Linked DNA regions of Homo sapiens: region 1 is linked to region 2. The links are chromatin contacts, found by Hi-C or POLR2A ChIA-PET in ENCODE. All regions are on one chromosome and are shown on one strand. Each heading gives the region's core, a stretch centred on a gene start or an enhancer-like site at or near the end of the contact. The rest is flanking DNA. Distances are from core to core; before and after follow the strand shown. Region 1 overlaps ABLIM1 (actin binding LIM protein 1). Region 2 overlaps ABLIM1 (actin binding LIM protein 1).

Evidence for each region. A loop is a pair of places that touch in the nucleus more often than their neighbours do. ChIA-PET counts read pairs that join two places held with the same protein, here RNA polymerase II (POLR2A). Pooled maps may share reads with other maps.
Region 1: a loop to region 2 is called in a map of mammary epithelial cell, with 4 times the contacts of the local background. The contact joins two enhancer-like sites. A Hi-C loop is called at or near these places in 11 of 168 maps with a recorded cell type or tissue (Calu3, aorta, ascending aorta and 7 more), 3 of 37 single-sample maps with no recorded cell type and 5 of 50 pooled maps. POLR2A ChIA-PET finds 5 or more read pairs at or near these places in 4 of 52 experiments (MCF 10A, Panc1, activated CD4-positive, alpha-beta T cell and 1 more).

The regions. Positions count from the first base shown.
Region 1 is chr10:114,622,351-114,625,552 of GRCh38, reverse strand. All of the region lies in intron 1 of ABLIM1 (actin binding LIM protein 1), which reads left to right. Among named protein-coding and RNA genes, the nearest start is that of ABLIM1, 34 kb to the left of the region's middle. Within about 2 kb of position 1,817, at least 12 of the 41 ENCODE cell types and tissues checked have a DNase peak (open chromatin) inside an H3K27ac peak, as active enhancers do; they include gastrocnemius medialis, where a contact is called at or near this core.
Region 2 is chr10:114,574,567-114,577,727 of GRCh38, reverse strand. It overlaps ABLIM1 (actin binding LIM protein 1), which reads left to right. Exons shown (of 23, transcript NM_002313.7): 3 at 2,129-2,312. Among named protein-coding and RNA genes, the nearest start is that of ABLIM1, 82 kb to the left of the region's middle. Within about 2 kb of position 1,812, at least 5 of the 41 ENCODE cell types and tissues checked have a DNase peak (open chromatin) inside an H3K27ac peak, as active enhancers do; they include gastrocnemius medialis, where a contact is called at or near this core.

The DNA of each region.
Region 1 (3,202 bases), core at 568-3,067, 48 kb before region 2:
CTCTGTGCACCTAAGTAAACACCAGATAAACAACAGTTGTTACCTGTGCAACTTAGGACAGTGCTCTTTTTCTCAAGTATTGGACTTCATATGCAGTCTTGTAAAACAACCTTAGGAGCTGTGAAGTGTTGCTGCCTCTAATGCTGTCTGTCTTCCCAAAACACACACCCACACAGACACCACCCACTCAGATGCATGCACGCTGCCTGGTGTAGTCAATACCCACTTCTATTCCATCCTCAGGAAAGGCTAAGAACAGTAGGTTTTTCACTGTGGTGTAATAATTCCTCATGTGTGCGATGACTATTGAGTCACTATCCAGGCATCTTCTTTCACATATGCTAGCCACTCCTAGCCACGGGTTGAAGTTTAATGCCTCACCCCTACCTGCCCTTGGATTTGTCTTAACTTCAAAAGCCCCAGTCTTTTAAAGGGGACACCACCAACAAGGTCATTTCCTAAGTAAGGTCTAAAGGGAAGTGATAGATTAAAGGAGACACTACAAGGCTACAAGTTTCAAAATAAATTGTTCTTGATCAGTGACATTCACACTACTCAACTGTGAATTTCCCATCTTTGTGGGGAGGGGTGCTCCAGTTTTTGTCATCATATTCTGCTTGAGAGAAAGCAACCCAAGTGTGAATTGCTTGTACTATTTTATAAATGAAAGTGTTACTCTTACCAGGAAGTGTGGCTCTGCTTCACTCCAGAAGTACTGTCTGAATAATGGGATTTCCAAAGCTAAAGGAAAGGATTTCACATGTTTAAAAAAAAAAAAAATCTTAACAAATCTCCTGCCCTCTAACACCAACTAATTGATGTCTAAAAAATGTTTATCCAGAGAGAAAAAGATGTCATTTCTACGATATAAATAAATATGAGAGAAGGAATACATTGACTTGAATGTGTTCAAGGCTCTTGAGGGCAATTTTTGATGACAGGAATGAAGTCAAGAATATGTAGACAGTGGGCATCTGAAATGGAGGTTGGGCCTCATCTACTGTTAGCTACTGTCAGACTTTGGAGGTGGTATTGCTTCTTGCCTTTCCCATGCCAGGCCAAATGACCAGGAAGGATGAACAACTTGTGTTGCATCACAGAGAGTTTCTTTTAAAGAACGACAAATTGACTTTTCCAAATTCCTGCAGAAGATGTACTGCAAGAGACTCACCCCACCAAGAAGCATATCTTGGCATTTGATTCATTTTGAGGAGGTGGCCCTCTTTGCCATCGCATTCACAGCCCTAGGGGTCAAGAAAGAGGATCCTGGTATTGTTGGCTTCTCCTATGCCAAAGTCAAAGTGCTGAGTGTTTTCCTGAGCCAGCATTAAAGAGCCAGAGAACTTTTCAGAAGGTTCAGTGATCAGTGAGTGGTGCAGGATTTCTTCCCATTGTGGTTGAGTTTGATCTGGGTGCACCACAGTAAAAACCAGCCCAGCTTCCTATTTCATTGTGTGTTTGTCTGATGGTGACTCATACCGAGAGGTATGTTTATCCCAAACTGGCAGGAGCTGTGTATTCAAGGGCAAATTTTGTTAACAGTGGGGAGAGCGAAAATTTGTTATGCATGACCTCTTTTCTCTGAAACATTGTATTTGTGCTCAGACTGACATAATTAATGTTATTATGGTCCAGTGTCCCCTGGGGGTGGAACAGGGGTGAGTTTGTGTGTCCCTGTTGCAATCAAACAGGCTGGCTTGTTTGAATACTTGCATTTAACTATGAAGATCCTGGCTTTTTTAATACTTCTAAGGAAATTACTGTCTAGGACAGTGCTTCTCAAATTTCAACTGGGATCAGAATCATCTGGAAGGCTTGTGAAAACACAGATTTCTGGGCCCTGCCCTCAGAGTTTCTGATTCAGTAGGTCTGGGAGAAGGCCTGAGATTTTGCATTTCTAACACTTCCCAGATAATGTTGATGTTCTTGATTCAGGGACCACATTTTGACACTGTGCAGGTAATCTGTCGTTTCTGTGGGTAAAATGACCAGCCCTACAGGTGGGTAAGTCAAAATTTTTATAGAAGTAGCTTCTTCATTCCCTTTTGCAAATATCATCTGGCTCACCATGCACAGATGGCAAAAAGAAGGTAAAGAACATCACTGTCACTCTGGCTCTCCAGCAGGATGAAACAAAGCCATGTTTCATAATGAAGCAGACCTGTGAGATCCCAGTGGCCAAGAAACTGCTGTCAGTATATGATACTGGGAGCAAAGGTTGGCAGGAAGTTTAAGTTACTTTTTCATGGGGGCGAGTTGGGGCTCAGCGTGACTTGGAGAAGGCAACATTAATTCAGAATGAAGGCACAGGTGTGCATATTCTGCAGGCATCACTCCTATGTTTCCAAGACTTAGATGAGCATGTTTACCTGGAATCATAGAGCTATTTGGAATTTTTGGGTAAAAGTTCATTAACAATACAAAAATTAGCCAGGCATGGTGATGCATGCCTGTAGTCTCAGCTACTCAGGAAGCTGAGGTGGGAGGATGGCTTGAGCCTAGGAGGCAGAGGTTGCAGTGAGCTGAGATCGCCATGCACTCCAGCCTGAGCAATAGAGCCAGACCTTGTCTCAGAAAACAAACGAAAAAAAGGGAAAAGAGTTAATCAGCTATCTTGGCTCACAAAGGCTACCACTCCCTCTTTAATCTTTGAGGAATTGAAATATGTTGTTTAGGCTTGGAGTGTTTCATTTACTACCACTGTACAATATTTACTGTTCATTTGGTGGAAGTAGATCATCATAAAGGCCTTTATCCTCCTTGTCTTTATGCTGAGCAGGTGAGGAGAAGGAAGAAGAGGAGGGTTTGGTCTTGCTGTCTCAGGGGTGGCAGAGGTAGAAGAAAATCTGTGTGCAAGGGGATCTGTGCAGTTCAAACCCGTGTTGTTCAAGAGTCAACTGCATTCTGTCTATGTTCTAGTAGTCTGTATTTTTTCTTCTGTTTATTTCTGTTGTTCTCTATTTGAAACATGAGAAGGGAAAAGTTTAAGAAGAATTAAGAAAAGTGGGTCAGGCACAGTGGCTTATACCTATAATACCAGCAATTTGGGAGGCTAAAGCAGGCAGATCACTTGAGCTCGGAAGTGTGAGACCCTGTCTCTCCAAAAAACAAAATTCCCCCCATCCCCCGACAAAAATTTAGCCATGCATGGTGGTGTGTGCCTGTAGTCCCAGCTACTTAAGAGGCTGCAGTGGTGGGAGGA
Region 2 (3,161 bases), core at 563-3,062:
ATAAGGCACAGTTTGAATGTAGCTTGGCATCTCTCAGTAGTGTTAAGAATTCATTTTTTAAGGCTATGTTATGTTCACAGAAACTAGGACTTTATTAATAAAGGATACTATATGTCAATTTCACAAAACCATGTGATCTGGAAAAGGCTGCAGACAGGTGCCCTAAGAAAGCAGTAAATACAAATAATTTCTAAAACATTTAGAATTAGCTTTGAAACTATCTCAATCTATTTTTTGTGTATTGCCACCAGATTACCCTTTTGACACCACATCTTTGTATAACGACTCTGCATTTTTAAGCCATAGCTGACTGGAGGAGAGAATTTAGGGAATTACCAGTAGTCTGGATGCATTGTTGTGTCACTTCTCAGGGCTTTGAGAAATCCTAAGTTTGGAAAAATAACTGAGTCATCAGAACTTGATGTCACTGAGGAGTGAAATCAGTGGGAACCTGCCAAGTTTCAGGCAGGATTCAGTTTATTTCAAACATTGTGTTTCCTGTTTTATATTAGATACAATTAGGTTCCTGAAGAAGAATCAAAAGAAGACTCTCACCCCTCAAATACCTTGCCATCTTGTAGAAAAATAAGATCTGCACATAGACAGATATTGAAGAAAACACTCTAAGGTTCTGTGACCCGCTACCCCCAGACTGCCTATTGTTGCTGAAGGAATTTGCAATCAGAATGAGGCCAATCCACACGTGGGTTCCCCTGACCCACAGGACTCATCTGGGGAAGAAGAAGCAGGTGGGAGAACAGTGGGGGCAGAGGAGAGGTTGGCAGGTGAGAGGAGGCAGCAGGTGGTGAATGAGCTGTTTTCCAGATAATATGATCACAGGAGTATTTATAGGGTGGTCAGTTTCAGGCATGATGGACTCAGGCCATAATCTTGGGTTACTTAATTGTAAATTGCAAAGAAGAAGGTCATGGCTGTGGAGTGTTGATCTAAACAAAGACTGATGAATCCACAATGGAAAGTTTGTTTGTGGGTTTTGGATCACCTTGAACGTCTTCCGTAGCTTGTAGTTAGTGAAGAGTCCTGACTGAAGGTGGGGGAGTCGTGACTTTCATCAGAACCTTACTGAAGCCCTAGTTCATCTAGATGAATTAAGGAGTCATGGGAACTCAGCAGATGAACCCTGGGAGCATTCGAGCAGGTCCTTAGGAAAGCAATTTACTGATTGAACTCACCTTGTCCCCACCCCAACTGAATACCAAATAATCAAGAAGAATCCTGGATTCTTTGCCTAAGGAATTATAAATTGGAATCAGTTGACCTTGGGGATAGCAAGGTTAGGGTCAGAGATTTCCAGCTTTGGCTGTTGCTTCTCAGCCATTTGGCAGAGAGAGATCTTTACTGTCAGGGACTGCTTTAGGCTTTATTTGCAGACAAATTGTTGTGACCTACTCTGGTCTTGTCTGAACACGTAGACCAGGCCCAAGCTCCCACTGCCTGTTTGCACCATCTCCCTAATCCACAGCTGCACAGTCGGAAGGAGATGCCAAAATCCAGACACAATAAAGCATCCAAATAACAGGTCTTTCCTCTTTTGCCTGTTTGTTTTTTATCTCTCTATAATATATAAATAATTGGCTTATTCTATTTACTGCACAAAGAAAAAATGAAACATCTGAATTTTTCGTAGCAGTGGAAAGTAGTTCCAGAGTGTGAAAAAATACAGCTATCGGAAATTTCAGCTACTGCCTTTGGTATAATGGAAATTTATTACTCAACTCCTAACAATCTTGGCCCAAACCATGTGGTTGTGTGGGCAGGCAGTGGGCACCTTTCCTAAATAGCACACTGCCAGGGACACCTTTGCTCATATTTGAGACAGCCTGAATGAAGGGTATCTTTCTATCAAAGACTGTTTGATTATCTCAGAATTTTAGACATATCACAAAAGCTGTTGAGACCTAGCCAGTGGATTTTACTTGTATGAGATATTGCATAGCTCCCAAAGGGAGGGTCAGAGCCCAATAATAAATAGCTCTTTGTAGCCATCCCCTCCCTAGCCCCAAACCATTGAGATCACAGGGTGAGCAACCAGTCAGTATTCACTCAAAGGCAGTGCTGCCCGGCAGTGTGGCAGATAATGACCAGATGTGAACTTGTCTCTCTACAGTGTGTGGCTGTGACCTGGCACAAGGGGGCTTCTTCATAAAGAACGGAGAGTATCTCTGCACCCTGGACTACCAGCGGATGTACGGGACACGCTGCCATGGCTGTGGGGAGTTCGTGGAGGGCGAAGTGGTGACTGCTCTGGGCAAGACCTACCATCCCAATTGCTTTGCTTGTACTATCTGCAAGTAAGTGAGCCTATCTTTCCAAAGCCTACACCTTCCTCCAACAGAGAAATGCTGGTTTGGGCTGTTAAAGGTTGGATTATACACCTTTTGTCTTGAGTAGCACATACTCTTATCCTTAGATTTCTTTCTTACTGTACTATCAGTCCTAGTAAAAAAAGTAGATTAGTTGGAAACTGTATGTGTGATGTCCTCTACAAAGTAATATGACTGATTTTTAGTAGATTGAAACTAATTCTGAAAGCAGCTCTGGGTCTCAAAACATTTTGGAGCAATAAAAACATCAGGGGGAAATGGCATAACTGCTTAGAAGGATAAAGCTTATTTGGAAGTATAAATTCCTAGGCATGTGTGTGTGTTTAAAATGGTCTCTTTCATCTATAATAGGCGGTGGCAAACTGTGTCCCATGGGCTGAATTAGGCCTGATACCTGTTTTTGTGGATAAAGTTCTATTGGAACACAGCCACTCCCACTTGTGTGTGGCCTATAGCTGCTTCCACGCTGCAACAACAGAGTTGAGTCATTGCGACAGAGACCATATGGTCCGCAAAGTCTTAAAAAATTTACAATCTCATCTTTGGGGGGAAATATTTGCCAACCCTGTTCTCTATGTATCTGTCATCTACCAAGGTTGTATCTTAACTGTGCAAACCAGCTTGATTAAAATGATCAGTCAGGCTGGGCGTGGTGGCTCACCCTTATAATCCCAGCACTTTGGGAGGCCGAGGCAGGTACATCACCTGAGCTCAAGAGTTTGAGACCAGCCTGGCCAACATGGTGAAACCCTGTCTCTACTAAAAATACAAAAAAATTAGCCAGGCGAGGTGGCAGGTGCCTGTAATCTCAGCTGC